Regions from separate parts of the Homo sapiens genome. Here region 1 is linked to region 2. Evidence: chromatin loops called from intact Hi-C (ENCODE). Cell type or tissue: heart right ventricle. All regions are shown on one strand. Links, peaks and the distances in the headings refer to the core of each region. The heading gives the core; the rest is flanking DNA.

What was found. Peaks named below come from ENCODE experiments on the same cell type or tissue, not always from the same donor. Only the 100,000 strongest peaks of a DNase experiment are listed, where the experiment ranks them.
Region 1: it touches region 2 in a loop (2.2-fold over the local background); 4 of 110 quality-filtered maps call a loop at or near these places.

Annotation. Positions count from the first base shown.
Region 1 is chr5:135,950,011-135,960,280 of GRCh38, reverse strand. It overlaps LECT2 (leukocyte cell derived chemotaxin 2), which reads left to right and starts at 5,298. Exons shown (of 4, transcript NM_002302.3): 1 at 5,298-5,493; 2 at 7,314-7,410; 3 at 8,913-9,058. The coding sequence starts at 5,448. In heart right ventricle, for the core only: no CTCF peak of the experiment used is centred there; no DNase peak of the experiment used is centred there.
Region 2 is chr5:136,188,153-136,198,422 of GRCh38, reverse strand. It overlaps SMIM32 (small integral membrane protein 32), which reads left to right and starts at 5,261. Exons shown (of 1, transcript NM_001350994.2): 1 at 5,261-6,955. The coding sequence starts at 5,899. The coding sequence ends at 6,210. RefSeq lists enhancers at 4,790-5,307, 5,464-6,378. In heart right ventricle, for the core only: no CTCF peak of the experiment used is centred there; a DNase peak (open chromatin) is centred at 5,272; H3K4me3 peaks cover 2,128 bases; H3K27me3 peaks cover 4,466 bases.

The DNA of each region.
Region 1 (10,270 bases), core at 1,596-9,595, 240 kb after region 2:
CTCGGCTCACTGCAACCTCCGCCTCCTGGGTTCAAGCGATTCTCCTGCCTCAGCCTCTCTAGTAGCTGGGACTATAGGCGTGCACCAGCATGCCCAGCTAATTTTTGTATTTTTAGTAGAGACAGGGTTTCACCATGTTAGCCAGGTTGGTCTCGATCTCTTGACCTTGTGATCCGCCCACCTCGGCCTCTCAAAGTGCTGGGATTACAGGCGTGAGCCACCACGCCCAGCCGATTTCCTTTCTTCTAATCACCATTATGTTTTTGAGAGTCATCTAAGTTGATGTATTTGGTTGTATTTTATTCATTCCCATTCTTGTAGGGTATTTCATTAAACAAAAATACCAGAATTTGTTCCCATTCTACTGTTGATGCACATATAGGTTGTTTCCTGTTTTACACTACTACAAATGATACTACTATGAACATTTTGAACGTGTACACATGCAAGAGTATAACTAAGAGTGAAGCTGTTCTGTCGCAGGGTATGGACAGGATCAACTATGTTTCTTAGGAGGACGAGACCATCACTCAACCCACTATCTGAAATAAAAAGACAAAGCTGAATGAGTGACAATAGTTAGGAAGAGCTGTGTCGGTCAGGCACAATCTTTCCAAGCAGAGCAGCCTGTTCATCTTATTTATGTATGGATTTGGGAAGCTGGGAGTTCGGGGGTTTGTGAACTTTCGGAATGTTAGAGGTTTGACGGATTAAAAGACATGGTGCTCAGGTAAGACTGTTGTTGATTGGCTGGGAATCACTTACTAGAGTGAGTCTGTCCCTAATTGGCTGAAAGTCAGAAGCAAGGGGCTGTTATTGATTGGTTGTTTTGAAGAGCATGTTTACCAGACGTGGGTTGTCATTGACTGATTAAAGGGTTTAAAATATAGGTGGCTAAATATTACCAAGGTTACAGAAAAATCAGTTTTTCCTTGCTGTATGGGAACTTTTTTATGTTCAAAAGATATTGCCAACAAATTAATTGTCCAACAAATGTCTTTATTTAACTTGTTGCTATGGGAAAACTTTCAAATATAAACAAACTGGAGAGGATAGTATAGTAAACTTCTGCGTACTCATTACCCAGCTTCAGTAATTAGCAGTTCATAGCCAATTGTGTTTAATCTATATGCTACCTACTCTCCTAACTCCTGGATTATTTTGAAGCAAATCTGAAACATCCTATGATTTCATACCCATAAATGTTTCAGTATGTATTTCTAAAAGATAGGAACTTTTTACAAACACCTAATGTATTATGCTTAAAATTACACAGAATAATTTCTAATATCATCAAGTAGTGTTAAAATTGTCCCTATTCTCTGTTTCTCTCTGTCTATCATTTCCTCATTTGATTCAGACTCCAAGTAAAGTCCATACACGGCATTTTGTTGATAAATCTTGTAAATCTCTTCTAATCCACAGATTGCCCCTCTCTCTATTTTCCTTTCCTCAGAATTTATTTGTTGAAGAAACCAGGTTCTTTATCTGGTAGAACTTCCTACAGCCTGCATTTGTCTGACTGCATTCTTGTGGTACATTTAACATGCATCCCTGTGCTGCATAGTTCCTGTAAACTGAAAGTTAGAGCTAATGGCCTTATAAGACTTTAGCCTGATTTTTTGACAAGAATACTTTATAGGTTGTGTTGTGCATTTCCAACAGGAGGTATAAAATGTCTGATATACTCTCTCCTTCTCTCTCTTCTTAACAATACGATTGATTAGGTATCATCAGCCTGATCCATCCATTACAAAGTTTCTCATCAGCTTTTCAGCATTGATGACATTGCTCAGATCCTATCCCATTACGGGTTTCAAAAGAGTCTCCTACCATCTCTTCTGCAGTTTAGAGGACGGCACTGGCTTCAGAGGGGAAGATACATTGGAAACAGTTAATGCAGAAGGCAGGGAAAATAGGAGGAAAGCAGGCCACAGGTAGGAAAACAATAGCATTGCTGGAGCAAAGGTTTTGTGCATTTAAAAATGTGAGGGGTATTGCAAAATTGTACTCTAAAGAGGTTAAACCAACTTACACTTTTCAATAAATGTTTCTACATACCTTTGTCAATTTGATGGGTGAAAAACTACACCTCATTCTGGTTTACAATTGTTAATTTTAAGTGAAGTGGATCATATTTTCAAATACATATTGGTAATCTGTATTTTTTCTTTTAGGAAAGTCTGCTGCTATCTTTTGCCCATTTTTCTTTTTTTTTTCTTTTGAGACGGAGTCTTGCTCTTGTTGCCCAGGCTGGAATGCAATGGCACAATCTCGGCTCACTGCAAACTCCGCCTCCCAGGTTCAAGCGATTCTCCTGCCTCAGCCTCCCAAGAAGCTGAGATTACAGGTGTCTGTCACCACATCTGGCTAATTTTTGTATTTCTAGTAGAGATGGGGTTTCGCCATGTTGGCCAGGCTGGTCTCGAACTCCTGACCTCGTGATCCGCCTGCCTCGGCCTCCCAAAGTGCTGGGATTACAGGTGTGAGCCACCGCGCCTGGCCTTTGCCCATTTTTCTATCAATTTGTTTACACCTTTTATTTTTTTAAAGAATTCTTTATATATTAGGGAGATGAGTTCCTTATCTGTCATATTATATGGGTTATAGATATTTTTTTCAGATTATTATCTTTTGACTCTGATCAGGATACTGTTGGCTTTGTAGAAAGTTTTTTTTATTATTGTTATAACGCATTTATCAAATATTTCCTTCAGCACTTCTGGGTTTTTTAACATTCTTTGAAAAGTCCAACCCATACCAAGACCATTAAAAATCATTCATAATTTCTCCTAGTATTTCTATGGTTTCAGTTCATTTCTTTTCTTTCTTTCCTCCTCCTCCCTCTTTCTCTCCTTTTGCATACAAATGTTTGGTTCACTTTGATATGGATTGAACTTTTATTTATTTATTTATTTTGAGACAGGGTCTCACTATCTTACCCAGGGTGGAGTGCAGTGGCATGATCGTAGCTCACTGTAACTTCAAACTCCTGGATTCAAATATTCCTTCTGCCTCAGCCTCCCAAGTAGCTAGGACTGCGTACACACACACCATGCCTGACTAAGTTTTAAAAATGTTTTGTAGGAATGGGGTTTTGCTATGTTGCCTAGGCTCGTCTCGATCTCCTGGCCTCAAGTGATCCTCCCGCACAGGCCTCACAAAGTGCTAGGATTACATGCATGAGCCACCACGCCTAGACTGCACTTTTATTTCTTGCCAGTTGTTGTCTCAATACAGTTAATAGAATGACTTATATTTCCTCTAATCATTTAAAGTATGACTTCTATTGTATACTACATGCTGTATATATTTGTGCCTATTTCTGAATCATCTGTTTTGTTTCACTAACCTATTCTTTCAGTACATTGACTCAGATCCTTGATGTATTCAATGCGTTGGCATTCTATATTGTATACATTAGATGCCTCCTTGAAAGGTTGTGTGTGAAGCAAAAACAATTAGGTGCATAATCTCATTGGCATCGTTTAGTTATTGTTGTGTGACATACCACACCAAAACTCAGTGGCTTCCAATGACAGCCAGTTAAGCCCATACATTCATAGGGTATACTAAGCTGGATTTTGTAGGGGCAACTGTGCTCTGCATGGCATCCATTCCCTTCCCAGGGCAGCAGGATCATCTGCCTCACGGCGATGTAGAAACACAGGAAGGAGTGTGCAAAGACTAAGGCCCCAGAAGACCCAGGCTTTCCCGACCCACTGCCACTTCTGCCTCATCTTAGTGGTCAAAGCTACACAGCTAAACCCAAAATCAAGGGTGAGGAAAGTTCCCTTTGCCCCCATGAAACATGGCAAAGGTGTGGATGCAGAGAGGGTGAAGAACTGGGGCTACAATCCCAATCTCCCACAGCTACTGGCACATAATTTAAATGGGGAAGCTTCCATAGAAAATTCCAGGTGCTCATCTAATATTAAGCTAAAAAGGAGCTGCTAACATATATTTGAAACACACTGAAAATTTAATTCCCCAGAAAAGTACAGGGTAACATAACATCCATGTGTCTATCTCCAATAATTAACAAATTAATATTTTAACATATTTGCTTCTGATTTTTTTCTTTTTTTAGAAATAAAATATTTTAGAGTTTATGTACTCTGTATATCCTTCCACGGTTTTATTTCTCTCACTATCCAGAAGTAATTAGTACCTTAAAGGTAGTCTGTGCATATTTTTATTATACATACAGCATTCATTAAGATTAATATACTTGTTTTCAGATTTTACATATTATAAATAGTATGATACTATATATATAATTCTAAAAATAGCTTTTTAATTCAACAGTATATCTAGAGATCTAGCTGTGTTAATACATGTAGATTGTCTTCATTTAAATTGTTATATTTTACTCTGTTGTATGACTGTATTATTCTGTTCTTGCATTGCTATAAAGAAATACCTGAGATTGGGTAATTTATAAAGAAAAGAGGTACAGAAAGCATGGTAGCTTCTTGGGACGTCTCAGGAAACTGAAAATCATGGCGGAAGGCAAAGGGCAAGCAGGCATGTCTTACACGGCTGAAGCAGGAGGAAGTGAGAACAGGGGAGGTGCTACACACTTTTAAACAACCGGATCTCACCATAACTCACTCACTCACTATCAGGACAACAGCACTAAGGGGATGATGCCAACCCATTCATGAGCACTCTAGCCCCATAATTCAATCACCTCTCACCAGGCCCCACCTCCAACACTGGGGATTACAATTGAACATGAGATTTGGGTGGGGACACAGATCCAAACCATATCAATGACTATATTATAATTAATCTTTTTTCCTTTATTGATGGATGCTTTTAATGGTGTTAACTTACCATTATCATAAACAAGAAAACATTTAAAAATCACATATTTAAGGTGAATACATGCAATTTTATTAAAATATTAAAGTTATTTGCAAATATTACACAGGTGAAATATAATTAAACTGAGAATTCAAAAACACCTAAGGGATATATTAAGGAATATGTTATGAAGGGCTACACATTATTAATGACCAATTTTCTTCTGAAATATGTGCTATCAAGGAAATAAAAGAAAGATCTACCAGCAGGCAGCACTAAATATTCCATCATTCGCACGAACATTCTCCTACAAGCCACAGCCCAGAAGACTGTCGATATGCACCTAGCCTTATCATTTTCTGTTAATATTTAGTCAGTATTTCCAATATAATTGGCTTCTTCTTCAGATCAAAGGCTTTTACATAGGCCCTACCTGCAAATCAAATAGCTATCCATGGAATATTAGAACTTGACTTGCTCCATCCTCTTAAACTTTTTGTGTCTCACACTAAAGAAATGAGAGATGCAGAATTCTAAGGCTAAATAGCTAGGAAGTATTCATTCAAACTTGAATATTCTTCAAAGAGAGTGTGGGGGCAACTCTAATCAGAGGAAGAAACTAAAGGAAGTAAAACCAGATGTTTTCCACCAAAGCCCTCCTTTTGGCTGGTCTGATTTCTACCGGTAAGTCGAAAGTGCAATTTTAGAATATTGATTAACTTTTAAAAACTGATTTCAGGGGAAGACTAAAAAGATTAAAAAGTCATTAATAGCATGATCACAACAAAGACTTGTGTATTTGGCTATTAAAAATGAAATAGGAATGACACATGGTCCTGAGGATGTTTTAAGTAATTTAAATGGAATGTTCCGGTTCTTTAATGAGGGAAACATAATAGTGGGTTGAGAAGACATTACAAAGCCTTTCAGTCTGAGTCTGGGTCTGGGACTTAACTAGAACAAAACTAGATAATAAAAAGTTGATATAAATATTTGATTCTGATTTTGATCAAAATCAAATTCTGATACAGATACTAATACAGAGACTGGTATGGATTAAGACAAAGGGATGGCTCCCTTAATACTCACCGAAGGAGGAAAAAGTGAATAAATTACTACACTGTCTGATATTTGCCTCAATTCCCAAGGATAAATATTAGTTGCCAAAGTGATGGGATTATATCTTGATCAAGGTGTTGATTTGGAGCTTGGCTCCAAGGCATAAAACTTTTGAAACCCACCTTTTAAAAGTATTTTAAAGAAGAGGCTTAATGGCCATATTCTGTAGGTTCTCTTCACAGGATAGGTATTAATGAAGAGTAAAATGTCTTTAAATAAAATCAATAGTCAAATTACCAGGCTCTCGCTTTTGCTTGTTTGTTTCAAAGTGCAAGGTTGAGTGTGCTCACTGTATCTCTCTGTGAATGTTAACACTGGAAATCCAGGACATTTAATTCCATTGAACATTTATTAAGTGCTTACTATAGTAAAGAAACAAATTGTGCCTGAAACAAAGTTTGCACCAAGTCTGCTGAGAAAGCAGCCCCTCCTCCACGTTTCATAATTTTTCATATAATTGGTTCTACTCCTTCTCCTACCTTCACCCCTAATCTCAGTCTAGGCTAAATTGGTTTGACATTTCAGATTATTTTTAAGAATCTCCCTCTTCCATGTTGGCAACTATGAGAGATTTATCTAGTGTTAAACAAACTTGGCTAGTACAGAGTTCGTTTCTCCTTTAATTCAAACATTTGCTTGGATTTGATTAGTGGAACTAACCATTTCAAAATTACAATTTCTAAAATTATTTTCTGAGCCATGCTATTTTATTATTTTTGCTTAATCTAAAAATAATGATCCCCATGGCAGATAATGAGCAAAGAAAAATAGAAAAGCACAACTTATACCATTTACTAATGGATCTGAAGCAAAGTATAATGATGGAGGCCAATGCTTATAAAGAAACACATTCAGCTGGGCGCAGTGGCTCACGCCTGTAATCCCTGCACTTTGGGAGGCTGAGGCAGGCAGATCACGAGGTCAAGAGATCAAGACCGTCCTGACCAACATGGTGAAACTCCGTCTCTACTAAAAATACAAAAATTAGCTGGGTGTGGTGGTGCGCACCTGTAGTCCCAGCTACTCAGGCGGCTGGGGAAGGAGAATCACTTGAACCCAGGAGATGGAGGTTGAAGTCAGCTGAGATCACGCCACTGTGCTCCAGCTTGGCAACAGAGTGAGACTCCGATCCAAAAAAAAAAAAAATTGTATTCACTGATACTCTAACGTCACAAAGCAGAATTCTGTGGCCAGGGAAAAAGCCAATTTTACATCTGAATCAGGAAATAAAATTCTGGAAGGACGATCTTCCCATAAATACATAAAGTCCAGGGAAAACTACAGTGAAAACAGAATTGTCAGGATCAACTGTGTGACTGATAAGGCAAATGGGGATAGGAAATGTCTGAGGCCAGGAGCTCTGCTCTCACTTTTCTCCTTTTTAGCACTGGCAGGGCCATGGGCTAATATATGTGCTGGCAAGTCTTCCAATGAGATCCGGACGTGTGACCGCCATGGCTGTGGACAGTACTCTGCTCAAAGGTATGAAGTTGCACAACCACCCACCCAACCCTTTGGTCCCTAACCTCTTTTCTTAGTGTCCTTGCCCAACGTTGGTTGCCTCAAGGGCTCACAGTTCTGACAGCATGAAAAACCAGAGATGTAACCAGTTACATCACTGTCTTTGGAGCAGCTTCCAAGAACTCTGCTTCAAGTATGAGCTATAAATTGGGATCAGAATGTGGAAGAAGGAAAAGATCAGGGAGCAAACACAATGTTTTCCTTCTGAATGTCTTCACACATTCACTTATCTCAACTGTTTTTTTCCAAAGGGTTATTAAACACAACTATCCCATTTTATAGAAGAGAAACTTTAACTGAGGTACCAAAGGGTTAAGGGACCTGCCAAGCACAGTTGGAGATGGTGAAGCCTGGACCTGAATTCAGGCTTTTGGTTCCTCTTCCCACCAAACCACGCGGTTACTGGCTCAGGCTCTGGATGTTGAATATTAGAGGCTGGCCCTAAGCAGGAGAGAAAGCACCACTATCTCTTCCAGAAAATGAGGGTCACACTTGTGAATTTTCAGTTATACCCAACATCACCTTGGGGTGCCACTTTCTAATGAAATAGCCATGTGTCCAGTCATATCACTGATCTCCATCCTAACTAGAGGGGAACTCTCACATATACAGATACTACTTACAAAGCAACCTCAAATACTGAAACAGGACTAAGAGAAGGGAAATATGGGAAACGTCCCTTGAATTGCCAAAATTCAGACTCAGCTTATACTGCAAAGTTTATGCACTTGATTGATACAGTAAATTCTTGGCTCTTGAGCTTGCTCAGTGTTGCTTTGTACATAATTGCAGCAATCCTGGTGAACCTGATCGTTCAGGTGACAGCCTATTAGAAGGTAGGGGAGGCTGGTGAGAGCAGGCATAGTGACAGCAGCGGGAAGCAAGAGCTGAGGGGTTGCTAAGACGAACTCAAGGCACGTCACAATCTAGAATAGTTTGATTTGGGCTCCATGCACTTTAATAAACCCAGGAGGTATCACTCATTGTATTAAAATACCATATACAGTAAGTGACGTTTACAATCACTTTTCTAGATCACTGCAAGAAAAATAAGACTAGGGTAACATGTGATACTTTTATGATAGGTTCCCATAAAAAGACAGCTGTTTTCAAAGTGGGCTTGAAGATGTCAAGATCTAGGTATCTAGAAAATGCACTTACATGGACTGCCTCATTCCCCCAACATGCCATAAAATAATAGTAGCTAATATTTGCTTAAGGCTTATTATGTACCAAGTACCATTTTAAATGCTTTCATCTTTATGATATGGTTATTAGCACCTGCGGGGAGGGAGGTTAAAATTGGGCTAAACAGAGTGAGGCATCCTGGGACATCCCAACATGTTCTGGCAGCTTCAAGCTTTGGTACCTCGTCTGCAAACAGTGGGCTAACACCATGTTCCCAGGCAGTAAAGCTCCCCTAAGGCAGTTCCTCAGTCTGTTCGTTCTTATTTACATCCTAGAAGTCAGAGGCCTCACCAGGGTGTGGACATCTTGTGCTCTGCTGGATCTACTGTGTACGCACCATTCACTGGAATGATTGTGGGCCAGGAGAAACCTTATCAAAACAAGAATGCTATCAATAATGGTGTTCGAATATCTGGAAGAGGTAAGAGAGGTGGAGTCTACACCTGGGGTGCCTCCTGGAGATGTTGATGCTCATTTATTTAATGCAGGTTCCATACGTAGAGATTTTGTACTTCTTTCAAAATGATAAAACCTGGAACAGAAAGAATATAGAGTGTACCCAAACTAGCTGATGCATTTTTTAAAAAACTTTTATTTTAGGTTCAGGGGTACATGTGCACATTTGTTATATAGGTAAACCACATGTCACAGACATTTGGTGTACAGATTATTTTGTCACCCAGGTAATAAGCATAGTACCCGATAGATATTTTTTTCTGATCCTCTCCCAGCTGAGGCACTTTCAAGGACGTTTCACCATTTTCTCTGAAAACTTCTGCTTCATGCACACACTTCACGAAACCCCACAGCTGATTGGAGGCATTCCTTCCTGTGGCCCATGTGGTTTTGCTTAACAATCTATAAACAAAGCCACTTTCAGCAATGCTAACCATAATGGATAGATACTTGCATTTACTCAAATCCCACAAATCATAAATGCTGGCACTTCTGCAAGAGTTGAATGTGAAATATTTTTGAAAGCTTCTAAGTTTTAGGTAAAGCTAGATCTCCTGGTACTCCAGGTATTGGTTTTGTTGTTTGGTTACTCCATCAAGGTATAAATACACACATAAAAGTGCACAACACATCCATGTATAGCTCCGTGAATTTCAAAAAGTGAACACACCTGTGTAATCAGCACCCAAATCAAGAAAAAGAACATCACCCACATCCCAGAGATCCCTTGTGCTACCACTTAGTCATTATTCCCAGCAAGATAATCACTATCTCAAGTTCTAACACCATGTATTAGTTCTTCCTGTTTCTAAAAATGGTATAAATAGAATTAAACAGCATGCACTCTTTGGGTCTTCTTTCATTCCACATCGTGATTATGCAGTTTATGTTTTTGTATCCACGTTCTTTCTGATGCATGATATTCCATTATATGCGTATACTTTCATCTATTTATCTATTCTTCCTCAGATGGACTTTTGGGCAGTTTCCAGTTTAAGATGATTATAAAATTGCTGCTACGAACTTCCTTATACCTTTTAATGAACATATATATGCATTCCTATTGGGAGTGAGTCCAGAGGAGACCCTCCTCACCAAGCCTGTGAGAGGCATCTTTTGAGCGAACCCACATCCTTGAGGAGCTACATAGTGGTTGTCCTCTGTAGGCCAATGTCAC
Region 2 (10,270 bases), core at 938-8,937:
CCTGCTGCCTCTTCTTCGTGCCCCTTTTTTACCCATCACAGCTATTTCCCCTAATACATCTTCTGCATGTGCTTCTTGGAGGACCTGAGATGACACTGAGCCAGACTGAATTTTTCTTCTTGCCATAATCAGAATAATTAAATAAGATTAAAAGACAGAAACTTTGTCGTTGTGTGATTCATGATGTTTAATGCTGTGCCCATGCACTACTTAAAGTAATATGGCATCCCACTTGAAGTATTCTTGCCAAATTTTAGAAAATGCAATCCTAGACAAAATCAAACTTTTTCTGATGGAGTTCTTTTGCCCTGGCCTCACTACCAAGTCCCAGACCTTTTCATGAAGCAGTCCTGCATCAGTGCCACAGATGAGTCGGGGCCTCTGAAGTGACTAAACACACCTGCTCCCTGCCTTGCTACCTGTCTCCATTTCTGGGACTAAGGCACTCTTTCTGGCTCCCAGTCTCTCCATAAGTATAACCACAAAGGCCAGGCACCCTATCCTGGAAGCCTAGGGACAGGGACGTGAGGATGTTAGCCAGACCACCAGGGGCCCCTGAGCCTGGCAACTGATCCCAAACAACAGTCCTGTTCCCAGTCTTTGGCCATATACTGGCTCTATCCCAGCTTTAGCCTCCTTGCCAGTACTTGGCCAGAGTGATGGCTCATCCCTTAGCATGCAGTGACCCCACCGTGACCCCATCCAACACACCTAGTTGAGCCCAGGCAGCAGGAGGAATGTGGTTTCACCACCATGCAAACCTCTGCCTTTCCCAGAGAAAGCAAGATGATTGGGTCCAGGGGGTGACTATCAGTCTATCAATCCCAGGATCCTGCAAGCCTTGGGTCGCCATAACCTGCTTGGCTTGAGGTTATACCACTAAAGGGACCTGGAGAGGCAGATGAGGTCACATGTCATTGGGACCATAGAAAAAAATGTTGAGGTGCTAACCAATGAGTGGTGAGACCTGATTCAAAAATAAATGGCACAACATTCACCAGCCTGGTGAATCTTGAAACTGACTCCATCCCATCATCTGATCTGACCAGAGACCAGCAAGCTGACAGGACCACGGGACAGAACTGGAGACACCCTTTCTGGGATAGGAGACAAAGCCCTTTCAGAGCTCTCTCCTTGCAGAATCATTTCTCCCTCACACCCCATCGTCTCTCCAGTTACCCCACTCCACTAACCAAACTGCAGCCATTTTGAAAGCCCTGGCAAGACCATTCTCCAAGCCTCCTACAGGTTATTCTCATTAGGAAAGCTGCTTCATTCCAGAGTCTGGGCTTGGGCTACTTGCTATTTACTTCTTAAAATGGTTATTGTAGGCTGGGCATGGTGGCTCACACCTGTAATCCTAGCACTTATAGAGGCGGAGGCAGGCGAATCACCTGAGGTCAGGAGTTCAAGACCAGCCTGACAAATATGGTGAAACCCCATCTCTACTAAAAATACAAAAAAATTAGCTGGGTATGGTGGCTGGTGCCTGTAATCCCGGCTACTTGGGAGGCTGAGGCAGGAGAATTGCTTTGAACCCGGGAGGCGAAGGTTGCAGTGAGCCGAGATCGTGCCACTGCACTCTAGCCTGGGCGACAGAGCGGGACTCCATCTCCAAAAAACAAAAAATGGTCATTCTAAAATGTAACCTTAAAGTCACCAACCACTATGGTTGCCAAAGTCATCTAAAACGAGCAAACAGAAAGCCACTAACAGGGGCAATGATTTAAAAAACAAACAAAACAGTTTTGCAAGCAAGGGCATCATCAGCATTCACAGAGGAAGTGGCCATCCCATTCTCCAGCAGACTAACACCCACACAGGGAAAACCCACACCAGCCAATCTTCAATTGTCTGAACTCCAATCTTCAGACAGCAATTTTTCACCTTTGATCTTCACCCCCAGCTTCTGCGTGACGCTGAGTAGTTTAATAATAATTCCCTTGGCGTGTGGAAGAAACAGAAATAGCTCCACCAGGCACCACAGGCCTGCGCAGCACAGTTTATGAAATCCTGGGGCTCTAATGCTCCCAGTCTCCTAAGTTTCCATTAAACAGCTGCCAAATGGCTCTCGCTGGCAGGAAAGGCACCCTTGCCTCGCCTCCCTTGGTTTCTCCGCAGACAGGTCAGGAGGGAAGAAACATGTGTCACTCAACAACTACGTAATGGGAAAGAGGTTGCCCTGAGGTCCCCCCCTGTGACCTCTGCCTGTCAAAGCCAACCTCTAAGCCCCTTTTTATAATCTTTTCCAAAGACTTAAATGTATGGGTACACAAAGCTCCCTTAATGGAAGGTCGCTCTGGCTTGTATAAAGAGCTGTGTAAACTTCATCTCTGCATTTACTCAGTACCAGCCTTGTTTAATTTCCTGCCCGGGGATGTGCAGGGAACGTGACTGCCCTCTCAGGGCCCTGAACATCTTTCAGAAAAGAAACAGTACCCTCCCTACTTCAGGGCCCCCCAAAAAGCAAGACACCTCCTCCAACTGTACTAAAAGGGAAGGCAGTTTGACCACATGCTCTCTGTTGAGTTTCTCTTTAGAAAAGGCAGCTTCAGACTGAGTGGACAAGCACAGACCACAGCTGGAGGGTCCCCTACACCATAACCAGCTATGTGATCTTGGCAAGTGACACCACTTCCTGGGGTTCTGGCTTTCTCCTTTAGAAAATGAGGGGATAGATGTGCCTATCACAGGTTGCTGTGCGGAGAAAGATGAATGCTAAGCCCCCGCCTAGTGCTCAGCTTGTGGTAAGAGGGCCAGGAATGGTAGCTACTAGAATCATTCTGCCATGGCAGAAGGTTCATTATAGTGGCTAAGTGCATGGACTCTGGAGCCCCACTTCCCACATCCGAGCTCCAGCTTCTTCATTCACAGGTGGGAGACCTTGCATGTGTCATTTCTATAAAATGCCGCATGGGAACAGCAGCAGCTGTGGGGAAGGAATGAGCAGTGTTGGGGACATCAGGTTCAAAGATTTCCCTGCCCACCACCACTACCATCCCTGTTTCACCACCATCCCCGTCCTGCCACTATGACCAGCGAAGCTGCAGAGACCTTCCATCCACACCAAACCCTTTGCAGACACCCTGCTCCACACCATTTCCTGGATAATCACAGCCTGTTTCCAGAGGAGGACCAGAAAACACTTATTTACCATTGCCCCTCATTTTATAGCCCAAAAGGCTGAGGCCTGCCCCAGATTCCACTTACAGCCTCCCAAATGAGCTGCCTTGTGTCAGTAAGCCCCCCTCCTGGGTTCATACCTGGGGTTATGGTGGACCTGAGAGAAAGTGGGGGAGGTAGGCCATGCCACTTCCCATATAGATCCCAGGAGGAAATTCCAGGCCAAATCCCAAACTGAGCTACCCAAGTCCCGCATTCATGCCTTCCCAGGACCCAGGAAGTTACTGACAGCAGGAGCGTCACCTCCATCCCAACCCCCTCCATCCAACTCATGAGCTGAGTCTCCCCCTGGCTGAAAGTCCTGGTGAGGAGGCCTGTTCTGGCTTCACATAATGTTCTCTAGCGTGCTGCTGGCCGAGAAAAATGCTGTCTGAAACAGGTCAGGTCTTCAGAGAAAGGGACTCCCCCCATCTCCTGAGTGGCCCACTGCCACTGCTGCTGCTATATCACTGATACATGGTGGCTGTCCTGTGCTAACACGGATAAGCCCTGGCCCCTCTCAGAGCCAACTCTGCCATCTGGAAAATGAGGCATTGATGGCAGCCATGTGGAGGGGCTCAGCATCCTGCACCCTGGAAGCAGACCAGGCAGCCCTCTAGGACCAAGGGGGGCTCTGTCTGGGATGGTGATTGGTAGATGGGGCAGTGCTGAATACTGTCAAGCCCTGCTAAAACCCCCACAGGTCCATCTATGGGACTAAGTGAAAAACACCCAAGAGGGCATTTTTGTACCTCATTTGGCAAACACTGTAGAGTCAGGACTTGGAACCACAGTTTCAACTTCGACAAAGAGCTCACGGAGGTGATTCTGCCGGGCTGAGCAGGGATTTGTGGGTATGAGCTCTGGCCAAGGTCTGCCTTGCACACCCTGATTGTTCTTGTTATGCTGGTGGCCAGGCATGAGGTGCAGTGGGAAGAGAGAATAACTAACTCATCTTTCTACTGGCTCTCTCAGCCAATGTCACCAAGCTCTCCCCATGTATTGCACCCCTGAATGGGAGATGAGGAAAAGAGGAGAAAGACATGGATGTGAACTTGGTTGACCCTTTGAGGGTCTCTGACAAATGAGCAGACAACAGGGCTGGGACTAGGGTGAGGGGTGAGGCATCTAGGGGCAAAACTGAAGGAGACACCTACTCCCAACCCTGCACTTGCAGACTCTGAGAGCGAGTGTCTCATTCAGTATTGTGCTCTAGACTTCTCACCCACCTCCCCCTAATTCTGGCCCTGAAAGAAAATGACAGGCCAGAGGTGAGGGGTGGGTGCTTGTTGAGAAGTGCAGGGGCTGTGGTGGTCCAGGGTGGTTGTTCCCACTCTAGTCTGGGGGTCCTGGAAGACTTTGCAGAGGAAGTGAGCAGTTCAGACTCCTGGGAAAGGAGACACCTCCCCACTCAATCCAACTGATTGCACACCTCTGTCCTGGCCACCTCGCCTTTCCAGACCTGCCAAGGGCAGGGGGGCAACTGCCAGCGCCATGTCCTCCTTTTGCCCCTCTGTGCCCAGGCAGAATAGGCAAAAGGGAGCTGAACATTCTTGCACACGGTGCGGGATGCACACAGACCGGCAGGACGCAGCCGGAGAGGACACGGGGCCCACAGAATCAGTCCTGGCTTGAACATGCTTGTCTGGGAGCGCGTCTGCACACCCTTGGAGGTGGTGTGCCCGGCCTGCGCTACCCAGCAGCCAGTGGGCACTCGGAACAAACCAGGCCATGCCTGGAGGGAGCCTGTCAAGGAGGATAATGAACGCAGGTGTGCACGCTCAGCTGAGCTTTGTCTCTGAGTTGGTTTGCTTACCTCAACGGTTTGTCCCTGTTTGGCGTGTGGCTCTGTTCATAGGTCTGTAACTGTGTCTTTGCCCGTCAGTCTTCCTGTGACCCTGTGCTTTTCTCTCTTTCTCTCTCTCTCTCTGTCCCTGTCTCTGTCCCTCTGTCCCTGAGTGATGTGAGGCCGGGCTGGGGGCAGTCGCAGCCGCGTCCTCTCTTGCCCTCATTGGTTCGCAGCCGCTCCCCCGGGCAGCCGCCGCCAGTCCCGCCCCTCCCCCGAACCCCCGCCCGGGACACGAGCGCGCTCAGAGCCGCCAGAAAGCTCAGTCTCCTGCTCAAAACAGGAGCGCAGCAGCCGGAGGGAGTGGGGACAAGCTCGCTGAACACTGGGCGTCTCGACAGGGACCAGAGCCTGCAGGACTGTTCCGAGACGCTGCGGTGGCGGCGGCGCCGGAGGACGCGGAGGACTCCCTGGCCACCCGCCCTCCGTGCGCTCTGCCACCGGGCGCTCAGCAGAGACCCCGGGCTGCGGCTGCACTTGCTGAGTGCCTCTCCCCGCCGCCGCAGCCCAGAGGCGCCCAGCACCTGGAGCTCACTGGAGCTGAGGGTCCGAGCTGAGCGGGCTGTTGTAAAGCCGAAAGGCGAGTCAGTGACTGGGACCTCTGTCCTGGTGGCGACGGAGAGAAACAGTGAGCCCGAGGGGCGCGGGCACAGAACTGTCCAGCTCCGAGAACTGGGGTCCGCCAGCCGGCGGGGAAAGCAGCTGAGCGCGGAGGCGAGTGAGCGGACGCGTCCCGGGGTCTTTGCAGTCCCCGCCGGCCCCAAGGCACCGACTCTCGGTCAGTTGGGCGCGGCAGGGCGGGAGGGGCGCGCCATGGAGGCGCCGGGTCGCGCCAGTATGCTCCAGGCCAAGTGAAGCGGTCCGGCTGGGGTCGGCGGGACCCGCGGGCCATGTACGGCGACATATTCAACGCCACGGGCGGCCCCGAGGCGGCGGTAGGCAGCGCGCTGGCCCCAGGAGCCACGGTCAAGGCAGAAGGCGCTTTGCCGCTGGAGCTGGCCACTGCGCGCGGTATGAGGGACGGCGCGGCCACAAAGCCCGACCTGCCCACCTACCTGCTGCTCTTCTTCCTGCTGCTGCTCTCGGTGGCGCTCGTCGTCCTCTTCATCGGTTGCCAGCTGCGCCATTCGGCCTTCGCCGCGCTGCCCCACGACCGCTCGCTGCGCGACGCCCGCGCGCCCTGGAAGACGCGGCCGGTGTAGCTTGGGACTGAGCCACGGCCGCCGGGCGCCCCGTCCCGACCTAGCCAAGAGCAGCCAGCTTGAGCCTGGTAGGGAGGGCACGACACCGGGGATCGCTGGCCCCTGGGAACACGGTGCCCTGACCCAAAGACCCTTCCTGAACTAGAGTGGCAACCCGAGAGGAAAGGGAGACCGAGGCGTCGGGAGCCTGTGTAGGGTCTCGATCCCAGTACCTGTAGGTACCGTGATTCTGATCCCCTGGCCAAATCTTTCTTCCTCTGGACAGAGGGTCCAGTCGGGAAACCTTCCCGAAAGACGGCGGTCGGGTCGGGAAACCTTCCTGAAAGACGGCGCGCCAGCCCGTCTTGCTTGCTCGCCGCCTGCTGACTTCCTTACTTTGCACACGGAAGGGGCAGGAACCGCAAGCGTGCAACTAGCCTGGAGCTACCCGTCTGGACTCGCAGGCCCTGTGGCTGTTTCCCACAGCTGCTACGGCCTCTCTTGCTCCTTGACACCGAGGAGGACCCCACTAGGATCCGAGCGTCGTGAACTCACCTGAACTTTGGAAGGTTGGCACTGGGGGGCCGCATCCCCCTGGGAAATGACTGAACGCGGGGTTTCAGTGGGTCCCGCCTGGGTCTAAGGACCCAGTTTCTTCTGTGAGCACGGGCAGTGGGAGGCCGGTGGAAAGGCGCAGGGGCCCACCTACGCGTCTCACATCTTCAGGGGCGCATTTCTACAATAAAAACTCACCCAATTAGACCTAGCGCTGAGAACGTGCTGGTAATTGTTTGCGCCGCTTTGGAAAAGGGGATAAGGGTAGATCGATCCCGAGCAGGAGACCCAAGCGAGAGACACCTCCCCGCCCAGGACATTTTGATGATACTACCTCCTCTTCGGCTTTTTCCCAGGGTCGGTCAATTACTTCCTTGGGGAAGTTTTTTTTTCAGGATGGTCTCCAGGGAAAATTGCTGCCTGACCTGCTGAATAAATTCCCATTAACAGGGCTCCTGGGGACCCTTTCTGCAGGGCAGTTCCTTCCACCTGGCATCTTCCCTTTTGCTCTGAGCTTTCCTGGGCCTGAAGCCCCTGAAGAGCCCTATCTGGACCAGAACCGTCTGGTGAAGGAAGAGCCTGAAGATCAGGTGGTGGGGCAGCTGCCCAGCACTTCCTCCCAAAGGAGATGGGGGCCTGCCCTGGAGAACCTGGCAGGAGGGAAATGGATGCATAAACCCAGTTAAGGGGAAATCAACTTCAAAGAACTTGAGAGGGACTAGGAAGGCTTGTAATAACCTTAACCAAAGTTAACCCAATTCTAGGGAGTCTTTTTACGGGGCTTTAAAATAGTTTCAGGAGTCACCTGGCTCAATGGAGCACTAGAGCTTAGAGAAGGTTTGACTGAAAAAGAATTTGACAGACTGTCTAATCCAGTCATTCTAACACATGCTAGGGTCACTTGGGCTTTTGGCAATCTTTAGAAAACTAAGGACTCTTGGCCCTGGCCAAATGCATACAGGCACAAAATTCTGCAACAATTCTATGAGTTCTGACACTGAAACTGGTTCCTGAGACCAGACTGAGGTTGAGGAAGAGAGACTGGCCAGGGCTCCTGAGGCCCAGCCCAGCCCAGCCCAGCCCACCACTTCTCCTCAGTCAGTATCCAAGATTCCCTCCTGGCTTCTATCCCAGGAAGCACTGGAGACGAAGCATAGAAACCAGAAAAGCCTCCCTGGGCTTGATTCTTCACGCCTTCCAGAACTAATACCCACCAGGTCCTAACGATGCCAATTCTATGATCACCTCACACAGCATTTCAGTTTAGTCTTCAGAAAGGTAGCCAAACCTCTGCAGCCTATAATAAAGGTAACCCAAGCTAATCTGCATGAACCTTGGACTAGACGGAAATAAATGTGAGAAATATGAGGGCCCCTGGCTAGCATACAAAATCACATGCTGCTGAAATGGGGGACCCTTCAGCCTTGGTCTGAGGGCTTCTGAGGGGGTAGGGGGACCCTTCAGCCTTGGTCTGAGGGCTTGTGACAGGTAGGAGACTAATGTAGAGGCAGAGTATCTCTCCACCACATGTCCTGATGGCCAGATCTGAAGGTAGTATGCAGAGTGGTCAAACGTACAAGCTCTGGAGTTCAAATGCCTGGCTTTAAATCCCAGCTCCACCTCTCACTAGCTGTATGGCCTTGTGCAAATAACCTATCTGAGCCTATTTCCTCATCTGCAAAATGGGCATTATATCAACTAGCTCTACAAGTTTGAATAATAGAGTATAACCAAAGTTATTATAACCAATAACAACATGCTAGCAATAATGCTTGCAGAAAATGAGCGTCCAAACTATAGCTATTTGTAAAACTGAGCTATAGGCGTGAAGCAGCACTGCTGCTGCGAGGAGACCCCACCAACAGGATGTGCTCTCACTACGGCCCACTGTCTCCTGTGACCACAAACAAATGCAAGGACTGGTTCCTTCATGGGAGAACATGAGTAGATGACTGGCTTAGGATTCACCTGTAGTTCCTGGGCCAGAATCAGCTCAAGCCAGAGTAATCCAGGAGGCTTTTGGGCTCTCTCTGATGTCTCTACAGGGTTGCAGTGGCCTCAGCCACTTAAGCCAAAGGCTTGGCCACTTCAAATGAATAGACACTTTGGGAATAAGTTTCTGGGTAATTGAGCCTGCATAGACCTGGAATCTAGAAAGCACACAGGGTCAGTAAAGGTATTATCTGCCAGCACTGTGAACCCGAGTAACTTGGTTCTCTTTTCTAGGATAGTATTAGACTGAGGGGTAATGGGTTCTTCCTCATGTTGAACCCAGCCCCAGACTCTCTTCTGGGAAGCAGGGATGTGGCTGAATTCAGATCTGTCCTCTACAATATTTAGAATAAGTGGACTACAACATGGTGATTGGATATTTAGGTGGTGTTAAAATTGAATGCATATGTCTTCCCAAAATTCATATGTTGAAGCCCTAACCCCCAGAGTGGCTGTATTTAGAGTAAGAAAGTAAAGTTATATGAAATCATAAGGGTGGAGCCCTGTTCTGATAGGATTAGTGTCCTTGTGGGACCACAGATTGCTCTCAACTCTGGCCAGGCGCAGGCACGGAGAAAAGGCCATGTGAGGACACGGTGAGAAGATGGTTATCTGCAAACTAGGAAGAGGGCCCTCACTAGAAACCGACTCAGCCGGAACTCGAATCTTGGAGGACTTCTAGCTTACGGAACTGTGAGAAAATAAATTTCTGTTTAAGCCACCCAGTCTATGGAAGCAGCCCAAACTAAGAGAGATGACTGTCTGGGTGTAGACCTGTGCATACACATCCTCCTGCCCTTTGCCCTCCCACCAGTTCCAAGATGTCTTGAAACCACCTTTGGAGAGCAGGGCATGGCAGGCTAAAAACAGGAATAGGGCCCATGTCACAGGTGTTTGGGTTCCTCTGCTATAACCAGCCACAGTGAGCAGCCAGAAGGGTTGAGGTTAACGCATTTTTGTTGGTGGGGGTTGGGGGAGAGGCTGGAGATCACGGTGGGGAGGTAGCTGCAGATGCTAGGAGTCAAGGAGAGGTAGCATAGTGGTGACCAAGAGTCTGAGTTCTGGAGCCAATGACCTGAGCTTGATCATCCACTCCATGCCTTCATCGTTATTTCTGTATTTCTGATAGCCCGTTTCATCATCTGTAGAATAGAGATGACAATACCTTCTTCAAAGGATTTTCAATATGGAGTGAAACATTATCAGTAAAGTGTTCAGCTCATGTTTGCTATGTAGTAAATGCCCTGAATGTGAGCTATCATTATTAACCAGGATGGCCATTTCAGAAGTGCATGCAGTGGTACAAACTACTTTTTGTCAGTGACCTGTCCTTTTTCAGCCATGTGCTATCAGGAAACAGTAAAGAGGTCTGTACTTCCCAACAGGTATGCCCAGAGTTGGAGGACAGCTATTCTGGGTCTTTTCTCACTTTGCACCTTCCCCCTAAACTATCTCATTCGCTCTCATGGCTTCAGTTGCTTTTCAGATGACTCTCTCCACACTATCCCTGAGCCCACTCAACACCTCCATTTGG